Regions from separate parts of the Homo sapiens genome. Here region 1 is linked to region 2. Evidence: chromatin contacts called from ENCODE Hi-C data. All regions are on one chromosome and are shown on one strand. The core of a region is the stretch at or near the end of the contact, and the rest is flanking DNA. Distances in the headings are between cores, read along the strand shown.

Region 1 (5,929 bases), core at 2,388-4,887, 3.4 Mb after region 2:
ATCTAAGTAATGCAAAGATTCATTCTACTTTCCCACCCCCAACACATCAGTTAGCAGGCAGGAGAAAGAGAAAATAAAAATATTGCATAGAAGACCATAGTGTTTTGCCCCAGGGTTGCAAGCATTGATATCTCACCCATTACCAATTCCCAGTCATTGAATGCCTACAGTGTTTGGTTCTGTTAGAGAACAGAACATTTAAAACACTTGACTCTTTAGATCATGAGGCTTACATTCCAAGAAGCCAGTACTCTTCTTGGGTGATTTTTTTTTCCCACTTTATTTTATGATGTGCAGCATCATAACATCACACTAACCTAACCCACATTTCAAAAAAATCACACGAATGTGGCCTAACCTATATTTCTAAAAAAGGTTGAATTCATTGCCAGCATTCAATAATTGGAAAATAGTCCATAAAAATCTGTATTTTCAGCTTCTCTAGGAAAATTGGAAAATTTGGGCTCACATTCCTGTGCGGCAACAATTAGCTAAACTCTAGTTCAGCTGCCCGCTTTAAGACCAGCCATTTGTACTCTACTGTACCCAGAGGGCTTTCCTAATAGCGCCTTTCTTAAGTGGCTCCTCCAAAGCAGTGGTTCCTAAAATCTGGCTTCCCACTGGAATAATGTGAGGAGCTTGAAAAGTTACTAATGCCTGCATTTCACCCCAGAGATTTTGATGTAATCCATCTGGGGTGCAGACCAGGTATTGAGATTTTTATAAGCTCCTCAGGTATTTGCAATGTGTAGAGAAAACTGAGAACCCCTGTCTAAGATAGGGCTTCTCAAAGTTTAACTTGCATAGGAATCACCTGATAATCTTGTTAAAATGCAGATTTTGATTAAGTATGCCTGGGATAGGGCCTGGGATTCTGCCTTTCTAACAAGCTCTTACATAGTGCCAAAGCTGCTGGTCTATGGGCCTCACTTGAGAAGTAAAGGTCTAAGCCATTTGTATTTCACATTGGCTTTGAACCCTAAGATACATTCTTAGGTTTCAAGTCTAATGAAAGCTAATTCTAGCACTCACAATATTGATGTAGCTGGAATGATGATGCCAAATGAGAGTATCCTACCATACTTTGGGGAGAATTCTTTCTCAGCCTATAGCTACTCAGCCTTTCTTGACATTGGGGGGTCCTTGACTTCTTATGCCTTGTATGTGACACCCCTGTATCACCCCTTTCGTTGCAAATTGTACATCTTCTGCTATTTCGAGCTCCTTGCTGGTGTCACTACCTGCTGGCCAACAGTTTGGCCATTACTGATTGAACCATGGTGTTTGGGTACTTAATGTGAGTATTTTATTGCAGAGGTTTTCAATCAGTGTTTCCAGAAGCCTTAGAGTAATAGTTCTGAAACCATAGGGCATGCATCAGATCACTTGGAGAGCTTATTAAAATACAGATTGCTAGGCTCCACCCTCAGCATTCCTGATTCAGTGAGGACAATTTGAATTTCCAACAAATTCTCAGGAGATCCAGATGTTTCTAGTCCAAGGATCCAGAGGTTCTAGACAGAAGGAAGGGAGGTGGTGCAATGGGCCTCTTGGTCTTGTTACATGACTTCTTATCTTATAGTTGTATTTGGGGATTCTAGACTAGATTTTATTAAATAAAAAGATTATTTTTAAAAAAGCTTGAATACTGCTGTTTTGTTGCCTTTGCTTTTGTTTCATAGAAATCAATTGAAGGTGAAAATAAATAAAAATGCTAATACTAGTGATATGGGGAGATATCATCAGTTTAAAACAAATGAAATACTGAATTTATTTAGTATATGAAAAGAGAGCCTTATTTTCTTCCCTTGGGACACTCTTTATGATGAAAAAACGTAAAGGAAATACAATGTATGCTGGAAATAAATTACTAAAGACTGTGTCTAAATGAGGAGGTGCATTTGGGAATTTTATTGTTTTTAGGTTTGCGGGTGAACAGAATCCCACTGCAATAGTGCATAAGACTCTTTCCAGCTATCTCCAGAAGAAGGAGATAACTAGCAAGGTTTTCACTGTTAGAGTTTGTTCAGAGCGGAACCTAAAGGAAATACTGGGAAGGTCACAGCAGTTTCATCTCAGCTTATTGGATTGGATCAAAGTAATTCTACTGCAAGGCAAGGTATATCATTCCATTTACAGACAGAGAATGCATGAAGTCCTTCATTTCACACAGTAGGTGTGAAGAAGGTACCTTGGTAAATTTCCTATTTGCTTTCAGATAAAGTGTATTCTTAAACATGATGTGGGTAGCTGCCTGTTTTTGTGTCGCCTCTGCAAGAGACATCTTGGAATAATAGAAACACCAGTGTCTGAATAGCCTAAAGTGGAGCTTACTTTTCTGTTAGGTGAGTCACCTTTAAAAATGATATTTTTTAAGGATAAGCGATGAATTTTAGGACGTTCTTCCCTCTACTTCCAACGTCCACAAGAATAAACCACCAAATTCAACGTTTTACAGAGGCCAAGTGCTTAGGTTTTGTGTGTTTGTTTTTAAGAGTTTTCTTGCAAGGAAACTGGGAGGGAACTATAAAAGGGCTTTAGGCAAACAGGGTGGGCGGGTGCAGGGCTTTAAGCTGCAGAAAGGAGAATCTGGAAAGAGCTTTTAGGAAGCAGATTCTCACATGTTTTAATATGAAAGAGTGGCACACGTGGTGCTGGCATTCCATCTTACCATCAGTGGAAGGTTTGAACCAACATCAAATTTTTCTGGAGCAACTTAGGTAATTATTACTTGAAGAATATGCATTTCAAAACTAACACCTTTAAGAGACAATGTAATTCACCTGCGCTTCCCCGCCCCCCCCGCCCGCGCCAACCCCACCCCCCGCCAACCCCGCCCCCGACTCCGCGAACGCCGAGGGGCCCGTGGTCTGCCTGAGTGACCTCCATTTGCTCTGTCATCTCAGGACTAGAAGCCATCAGCCAGCGTACGCCCTCAGAAAACTCTCTTCCCTTCTCGCGGGTCCGCCTGGCTCCCGGAGGCGGCGGTGCCAGGCTGCCGGAGTTAGCCAGCGGCAGGCTGCGGGCGCCCGTCCCTCCGGTTCACCCTTTCACCCCTCCTTCACCCCCGGAGCGCCAGGCGGGTGCCGCGGGTTTTCCGCCCACTCGGAAGGCAGTGCTGGCGAGACCAGGAATTGCAGGGCCTCTCCGCTTTGGCGAGCTCTGGAATCCGAGTCCTCCCCACCCCAGCCACTCTGCTGGGGCGCTAGGGGCTCGAAAAAGCCTGGGGTTGGCTGAAAGACACTCGGATTAGAGACGCAGCCAGCCTCCAGGGAGGTCTGAACTTGTCTTCGACCTCCCCGAACCCCTCCGCCTCTGCGCTGGGAGACGCCCAGCAGCCGGGCGGGCCCGGGACGTGTAGAGCCAGAGCACTCCGCAGCGGAGGCAGCGCGCGGCACGGCCGCCCGGGGCATCCCCGCGGCTGGGGGGCGGAAGGCGAGGGCGGTGGCAGGAAGGGTCCGCCAGGCCTGAGCTCGCTCCCCCACTGCCAGCCGCCGGCTCGGAGGCCCGAGCCGTGCGGACGGAAAGGGGCGGAGCCGCGGGCTCTGGTTGGTGTGGGCTCGGGGGCGGGGCGCGCGGGGCCGGGCCGGAGGCGGGGCTAGCGCCGGGCGCTGGAGCTGCGGGCGCACGGAGAGGAGTCGCCAGCAGCTGGAGCGGAGTTGGAGGAAGCAGCGGCAGCGGCGAGGGCGGCAGGCTAGCTGTCGGAGACGGCAAGCACGGATCGGGCACGGCCGGCGGGTCGCAGCCGGGCTGGAGGCCGGTCGGAACCGAGCGGGCAGGAGGCCACCGCTGCAGCGCGGGCCCCGCAGAGGAAGGAAGCCGGCGGGCGGGGTAGGTAGGCAGCAGCAGCCCCGGGTGTGTGTGCTCGGGCGGGGGAGGCGGTGCATGTGTGCACGGCTGCCGCGACTCTCTTCCTGTCACTGGCAGCGGCTTCTCCTTCTGCAGAGCCCCGCCGGGGGGAAGCGGGCTGGCCACCGGCCCTCCCCGCCTCCGGCATCTCCTGGCCGCCGGGCAGCACTACCCCCGCGCGCGGCCGGCGTCCTGTGAGATCCCCGCCATCCTGACTCCCGTTTCCCCCGTCCTCCTGCGAGCTGGTCCTGCACGCCGCCGGTCGCATTTGCCCCCGGAGTTGCCGACGAGCTCGGGCTTCCTCCCACCCTCCGTCACCGCACACTTCGGAGGGTCCCCGCTGTCGCCTTGCTGCAGTTTTCCGGGGCCCCTCACCGGAGGAGAGCGCCCTGGCCGCTGCCTTCGTGTTGCGGGAAGGAGCGCTCCCTTCCCCCGTGGCCCTCCAGCTGCAGCCAGGGTCGCTGCCCGGGCCCTTCCCGGGGCGGGCGAGGCGGCGGTGGTCCCCGGAGCTCGTCCCCTAACCCCCGCCTTCCGAAGTTTGCCGCCCTCCTCTTCCGGGGTGGGGGAAGTGCGCCTCGGGGCGGTTGGTCGCTGGGGCCCTAACTCAGCGTTTATTGCCAGCCAAGCTTGGGCAGGTTGTTGGAGGCATATTTAGTGGGGTCTTGGAACCGCCCGGAAATCCAGCTTTTGGAACGTGGGGCGAGGCGGGAGGGACCTGCCCAGCAATATGGAGCCGGCTGGGGAGAGCCAGGGAGCCTGCAACCCGGAGCTAAAATATCGTGGGCAATTCTCTGGAAACCACAGCTCTAACCTAAGCTCAGAAACTGCCCCTCAGATCACAAGACAAAGAGAACAGAAAACCTCTGGCCAGGCACTCCTGTACAGAAATACACTTTGATAACCAGAATTGGAGCCTGAAATGCAAGGATATATGCAGAATGGCTGTTACGTGTTGAATGCAGAATGTGTGTCAACTGGGTTTGGGGGAATTCTTCTGTTTCCCGGGGCGCTATTAATATCGGAAAGGTCTCACTTCCACCGTTAATCCCTTGAGCTGCAGCGCTGTTGGTGTCCGAGTGTGAGTCTGCTCTTTATTTGGGGGCTTCATGATTTTAGGTTTTTTTTCTTTTTTCTCTTCTTTTCCTCTTTGTCAGCCAGTGCGAAGTACCAATGGATAAAGCAGTTCCGGGTTTTGAATGCAACATAAGATTGTCATTTTGGTGTGATGAGGCTCAAGTTTTAGTAATCAGGAGGGATATTCACAGAGCTTATTGGTCAAGGCTTGATGTGGAGTTATATTTTAATGCTTCATTAGTTCTGTTACGTTTTGGCAACCTTAAAGATGGTTAGATATTAGCTAGGAAGGGTTGGAGTGGGCAGACAGGTTCATTTCTTAAGCAGGTTATTAGAATATTAGATTGTCACAGTTTGAATTACTAGGAATTTGGTGACTTCTGCACAGAAGGCCACAAGTATCTTTTAACATTGAAAAAGGAAGAAAAAGCAACTCACTAGCTATACAACTTTTTGACAGATTACACTGTTCTTGAAAAACCGTTTAGAAGAAAGCAGATAAGAGTTTTCTTAGGTGCAAAAGTTGATTAAACTTTAGGAAGCAAGTGTTTTTGACCAGTATAAAGAAAATAAGAGTAATGTGTGGGGGTGTGTGTGTGTGTGTGTGTGTGTGCGCGCGCGTGCCTGCGGCTAAAGTTTGGGAAGAAATGTTGGTTCAGAGTTAAGGTTTAAGTTGGAAAGGCCAGTGGAGGAGGCTCCCTGCCTTGCAGAACTGCTGGGTATTGTCACTGCTTGCCTCTTCAGCTTTTATATGCAGGTAGGTACTAGATAATCATATTACTTTTTCCAGAGAAGTGGATAGATTTTTATGATTGGGAGAAAGTTTAATGTATCTGATACTGGCTTGCAAAGTGTAATGTGCATTTACTTTTAACTTTCATCTTGACTTGGGACCTGTTCTTAGTTGCATAACAGAACTCTGCAGTGTACACACTGCTATTTGATGTTTTATCTGCTTTTTAAAAATAATGATATCAGTGAGTCTCTTCCTATCCATGATGCTGTA
Region 2 (6,431 bases), core at 3,041-5,540:
CAGGCAATATAGGAGGTAATAACAAAGGCTCGTAGGTAGGAAAGCACTTGAGAGGTTCACAGAATAATTGGCCAAGTCAGATTTTTGCAGGATTGTAGAATGCATGAGGGGAGTGGTGGAAGGAAAGAGTAGAAAGAGTGATTTGGTCATGCTTGGGAGTGTGCACTGCATTCTCGCAGAGAGAGATGGGGAGACTTGGCATTTTTAACACTTTAGAAGCTTAAGAAACCTTAGCCTTCAACTCCATTATGGAGACACAAAAACTGAACCTCCAAAAGGTTAAGTGGCTTGAAGAGAACTACAAAATTCACAGATAGGGGTCAAGAACTAAGTTCATGCCTCCCACCAATGATAGGATCAGATATATGATTCAGGAAAATTATTTTAGCAGCAATGTGCAATATAGACTAGAGAGAAAACAAATTACCTATAGTCTAGTTTAGGAATAAAGAAAAATTGGATGTAATTGAGAATTCTTCTATTACTAAGATACTATCATAATGTGTTTTAAAAATCTTATTCACTGTGATGTGCCAGACTGAAATGTTAGCTTGGCCACAGAAAAATTCCCTACCTTGGCTATAGGGCTTCAGTGAAGGAGATAATAAGAAAACAGTTTTGTGCCAATTACATCAGTAACATACGTTGCCACTTGTGCCAGTTCAGCTCTTCATGGAGAGTGGTGAATCACTGACATGAATGTTGGAGGTAATTTCAACAACTGTGAATGGGAAAAGCAGTTTTTTCAAAGAAAGTAAATTTCACTGAAACCTGTGATCAAATATTATTTCTATAATAACAACTAAGAGTAAGATTTTCCTAAATGCCTACATTTCATTGCATTACCTACATAATGGTATACGCTTATACACAATGCTATGGAAACACGGGTGAAGCACATGATCATAAAACAGACAAGGCTGATTTTTATGTGTGGTTTGCAGAAAGCAGCCTTGTTACTTTATAATCATACCTTGTCATAATCACTAGCAGGACCACCCCAAGAAATGCCAAACTGAATCCATTAAACCTAAAATTAAAGAGCCTAACATAATACTTGTCCTCCTTGATGATAACCTTGAAAAGTTTAGATTAGCCCTATTTTCCTTTAATACCCTGTCTGGATCGATCATCTAAGAAATTATCTTACGATTTTCTGTATCTGTATTTTCTAATGACACTTGCATTGTACTTTTACAGCACTGTCACACCTATTATCTCAATTATTGCTGGGTTTAAACAGTTTATAGCTTGCCATCTAGCTTAATGGCACAATTTAACATTATTATACTTTGAAGCACTATTTTGAATTGAAAGAAGGTTAACATATCTATAACACTGGTCTAAGTTTAAGAGAATTTTAATGAGGCCTTAAAAAATCACTTTTGTCCCCTTTCTTAAGTAGCACATTTTCATGTACTGCTTAAAGTTTTATGAGGGCACAGACTATGACACTGTGTCCTCCAGTGTGCCCATATCACACAGGTGCCCAAAAGGCTTGCTCAAGTAATGAAATGAGCAGTGATAACAGGTCAACTTTGGGTGCAGCTGTGTGGTATAAAGATCACTAGAGCTGACTCGGCCTATCAGGATGCCTAGGCAATCTACTGTGTAGGTTTATCTTTCGCTGCTGGCCTCTTAGATGTTGACCAGGCTTCAGCCACAGACCTTCCCTTCACATTCTACACACCATCTAAGCAGAGTGCTCCACTCCCATAGCCTTACCTCCTATTATGTGTGTGGGTAACACCCAAATCATTGTCTTTGACTCTGACTTCTTTCCTAAGCTACAAATTATATCTCTTACTATTAACTATTTGCATTCCTATGTCTGACTAACCTCAACACAACAAGCCCCAGACTGGATGTCATCATCATCCCCTTAACCCCTGCCCCTTGTGAGGTGTTGTCATGTCAGTAAACAGCCCCACCCAATTGCTTAACAGTAAAACCCAGGTAAACCTCATTTCCTCTTTTACCTACCCACACTGAATCAATCACCAACTCCTAGTGACTCTACCACCAAAAATGTATCTTCAATTTATCCACTTCTCTCCTTACCTATTGAGACCACATCTCAGCCACACATCATTATAACTCACCAGAATTACTCCTAACTGGTAAACTTTGTCTCCAATCTACTTTCTAGCCAGAATTATCTTTCCAAAATGTGAATCTGCTTTAAAATCCTTAAATGGCTTCCTGCCATCTGTAGGATAATGCCAAACCTCTTGTCATGGCCTACAGGTCCTTAAAGAGCTGGAAACTACCTTGTAAGTTATCCTATACGATGGCAAAATGAATGAAGTACACAGTCTAGAGGAACCAGACTGACTTCTTGCTTTCCAGCTGTCTCATAATAGGCAAATTACTTGATTTCTTTGTCCCTCAGTGTCCTCATCTGTAAAATGGGAATATTAATACTCATTTCACAGTGCAGTTGTGAATATTAAATGAGATAGAATACAATGTTTGATATAGTATCTGACATATTTGACTTATAAATATTAGTCAATATTAGCTACAGTTACTATCTACTTAATTTCTCACTTACCTCCCATTTGTATTTGAGTTCTATCCACAGAAAACATCTTTCATTCTGACATATTTGACACATAAATATTAGTCAATATTAGCTACAGCTACTACCTCTGTACTTAATTTCTCACTTATCTCCCATCTGTATTTGAGTTCCATCCATAGAAAACATCTTTCATTTCCTCTTTTCACATATTTCCTCTTCCTTTACGTATCCAGTTCCTCCGACTGCAGTCTCCTCTCCCTTCAAGCCACCCCTCCTACAATTCAGATCTCCTCCTAAGTGCTACCTCCTTTGGAAAGTCCTTCTGCCCATCCTGTATGTGTTTGGTGCCCTTACTTTGTGCTAAGGTCTTGTATTTTCCTTGCCATGGCACTTGTCCCACTTTCTGTAAATTTCTCTCTCTTCACTGCTAAATTCTAAGTTCTGTGTGAAGCGTAACCATGTCTACCTTGCTCACCACTGTATTTCCAATGCCCAGTACCAGTGCCTGGCACACAGTAGGCTTAATAAAGAGTGTACATTTCCTCTCTCACAGCTCCAGATGTACTCCTCCGCAAACTTCAGTTAGTACAAAAGCACAGTGTTCCAATAACAGCTATCTGTAGAAGGAGGTTCAAAAAGGCTGCCACAGAATAAAGAACCTGGTCAAATAATACTGGGAAGTGCAGGTTTAAACAAAGTTAGGGTTCTGAACCATAGTAATTCTATAGTTCATAGTAATTCTATAGCAATTCATAGTATTCTATTCTAATAGAATAGAATCTTTTCTATTACTAAAGTGCGCTGGGAATTTCCAAGTTGGGAGGTGGGGTGGAGAAGTGTGTATTTCTGAAAATGTCTCCTGCAATCAGTGTTCTGCAGTGGCAAAGCTGGTTTGAGGAGATGCTTTCCGCTACTAGAACTTCCAAGTAAGCTGGTAGTTGAGGACGAGAAAATCTTTTAAGTAATTATTCTGCAGAGTTCACCGTTTTTAGGTCAGTAACTTCTGGACATAGAATTTGAGAGTTAGAAGAAATCTTATATATAATTCAACAAAGCTCCTTCTTTTTATAAGGAAACTGAGGCCCAGAAGCACAAAGCGACCAATCTATGGCCACGGAGCAGCTACATACAACAGGAAGAGCTAGGAGTAGAACCCGCACACCCGGTGGGTCCTAGCGACTTCTAAGACAAACGATGCCTCCGGTTACCTGGGTCGGCCAAGTGTTCCCACTTCAAGTTTTAGTTTTAAGCCATACCACAGTTAAGGTAGTTTTTCTCGGCCGCTTGCCCCCTTAGGCCTACAGTTACAGTCTCTCCCTCCTCCCTCCCTTCCACAATACACTTTCCCTGTAATCCCAAGCAGCTGGGGCTTGGCTCCTGGGGGGAAGATAGTTATTTTCTTTCCTTCAGAGTTTATGTTTGGAGTGTAAACTTTTTCATGTAAACAAAACAAACCTGTGAATTTTAAGGCCTCCGCCTAAATCCCCATGGGCGCTGCTCCGTACACGCCGCACCCTACCCTACCCTCCCTTGCGCTCCCTTCGGAGCTCGGACGCAGAGGCCCTGTAATTGCTCCTTACCTGGGACTGCCATGACGGTGGTAAGAGGGGTAACTCGAGCCTCTGGCTTTCGAAAAGGCGCTTGCTTCCCGCCAGCTGTGAGAACAAGGCACAGTCAAAGCGGCGTTTTCCTTCCCCCAGCGCAGCAGCACCCTCGCTACGGTCGGGAAGGGCCTGTACGCCTCTAGCGACGGCAGAACCAGTAGATGCGGATGCAGTTTCCGGACGAGTCATATTGCAGAAGACACATGGTCCGAACCATTACTGATAGTTTTGGAGGGGGAGTTAGTTTGATCTGCACACGAGAGTAGTGTAAACACCGCCAACACTTATGAAGTGTCCCTTCTAATATTGTAATACAAATAACATAAATAACATTAAGCTATGGTAACTTTACGGACTTTTCTCGTTCCCTGGAGTACATTGGAATAACCCTTCTCAGGGTTAGCGGTGCTCGGGTCCGGTAACAACATGGCGGCGTCCGTGAGGGGCTCCTTTGGGCAGGGGTAGTGTTTGGTGTCCCTGTCTTGCGTGATATTGACAAACTGAAGCTTTCCTGCACCACTGGACTTAAGGAAGAGTGTACTCGTAGGCGGACAGCTTTAGTGGCCGGCCGGCCGCTCTCATCCCCCGTAAGGAGCAGAGTCCTTTGTACTGACCAAGATGAGCAACATCTACATCCAGGAGCCTCCCACGAATGGGAAGGTGAGAGCCTCATCTAGGGAACTTGGGGTCCTGGGATCCCCAAAGTGAGATTTCCCGGATTTGGGGTGGGGAGTGGGTTTCAGGATCTCGTGGTAGGAAGAGACCACGAGAAGTGTTGTCTTTACTCCTGCATGTGGACAATGTTGCATCGAAACACTGATGTTGGTACTTTTCAGGATGTACTTGAAGAAGTCAAGTGGAGATTTCTCTACCTACCAGCATTCCGGTCCTATTTAATGCTTTAACCCAACTCATGCAGCCGATTTCTGGGGTCTTAGGTTTTTAAACAGACATTTTTGAGTTTGATATATTCTTTGCTTAACTAAGGTCATTCATTCTCCATTTCTTCTACAATCATTAATTGAACGCCTGCGAGGCACTGGGCACTGTACTAGGCGCCGGAGATACAAAGATGGATGGGTAAGGTAGTTGTTTTCCCGGAAAAGCTTATAGTTTAGTTTGTGAGACAGACAGGTAAACAAAAGCCTGTATGTCTGATAAGCGTGCTTGTGGAGAAGAGACCAGGTTGCTATGGCGGTACTGAGTAGTGAACAACTGGGGAAGTTAGGAAAAGCCTCATGGAAAAGATATCTTTTGAGCTGGTTTTAAAACCTGAGATGACTGTCAGTCAGAGAAAGTGGGAAATGGGGACTATTACCACATTAGAATGGGGAAAGGTTTCTCTGATTGATTTGATGGCTAATGTATGCCAATTCCCATCCAAGATGTTTGTATGCTGTACAAGGCAGAAGAGTCTGTTGTGGAATAAGTGTCACCTGAATTCTTAAATTGAGACCTAGCTTATATCACATATGAAATTTGATGAATCAGCATATTGGAGAAAATGAGATTGGAAGTATATAGTTGAATTAAGATAAGCTAAATTTACACAACATACCATCCTGTTTGTTACATGATTGCATCATAAATAATTTATACAGTCTTTTATTCATTGACATTTGATAATGTAATGAGAGCAATTTAAAAGTGAAACCAAAAATGCTGTAATTCCCAGCAAAAATGTAATGGATATTTTATGGGCAGACCAATTCTTTCAATTCTTTGTTTGAACTTCTCCTGGGCATTGTAGATTAGTATGTCCATCCCACCCCTCACCTATCTTATTTAATATCAATGTGAAAACCCAAAATACCTACCTCCTCCTATTTCCAAATGTTTCTTGAGGGCAATATCACCCCCAGTTAATAAACACTGGTAGAGATTGAATAGATTTACCATCCTGCCAGACAGGGCCTTCACACTTGCTGTTCCTCTGTCTAATCAAGTGTTGACCTTAGCAAAGAGCCCTTTCTTATCTACTTTCTATGAAATAGCAAACTTCAATCATGCCTTGCATCCCAGCAGTCTCTGGCCCCCTTAACCTTTTTAGTTTTTTTCATGGTATTTATTAATTATTTAGTATTACTGTATCCTTCCTCCTACCTTCCCCCTATAGAATGTAAGGAACATAAGGGCAGAGACAAGCATCTGGAACAGTACTTGATACATGATAGAAGGAGTTCAGATAGGTATTGAATAAATGAATGGATGGATGAATTAATACTATATTTTTCTTAGTTTTTGAGAAGTATTAAGCATCAGTGAGTTTGAGGTTATACTGCTGGTCAAGGACAGACTTAATT

The links. A loop is a pair of places that touch in the nucleus more often than their neighbours do. Pooled maps may share reads with other maps.
Region 1: a loop to region 2 is called in a map of B cell, with 20 times the contacts of the local background. The contact joins the promoter of PIK3R1 here to the promoter of SREK1IP1 in region 2. A Hi-C loop is called at or near these places in 2 of 168 maps with a recorded cell type or tissue (B cell and naive thymus-derived CD4-positive, alpha-beta T cell) and 7 of 50 pooled maps.

The regions. Positions count from the first base shown.
Region 1 is chr5:68,212,119-68,218,047 of GRCh38, forward strand. It overlaps PIK3R1 (phosphoinositide-3-kinase regulatory subunit 1), which reads left to right and starts at 3,638. Exons shown (of 16, transcript NM_181523.3): 1 at 3,638-3,831. RefSeq lists silencers at 2,815-3,034, 3,255-4,354.
Region 2 is chr5:64,764,401-64,770,831 of GRCh38, forward strand. SREK1IP1 (SREK1 interacting protein 1) reads right to left here and starts at 4,291. Exons shown (of 5, transcript NM_173829.4): 1 at 4,105-4,291. The coding sequence starts at 4,117. It overlaps CWC27 (CWC27 spliceosome associated cyclophilin), which reads left to right and starts at 4,530. Exons shown (of 14, transcript NM_005869.4): 1 at 4,530-4,788. The coding sequence starts at 4,747. LOC124900985 (a long non-coding RNA gene) reads right to left here and starts at 4,096. Exons shown (of 4, transcript XR_007058787.1): 1 at 2,555-4,096; 2 at 575-721. RefSeq lists silencers at 1,840-1,979, 4,042-4,336 and enhancers at 3,575-4,301, 3,673-4,872, 4,024-4,113, 4,264-4,583, 4,302-5,026.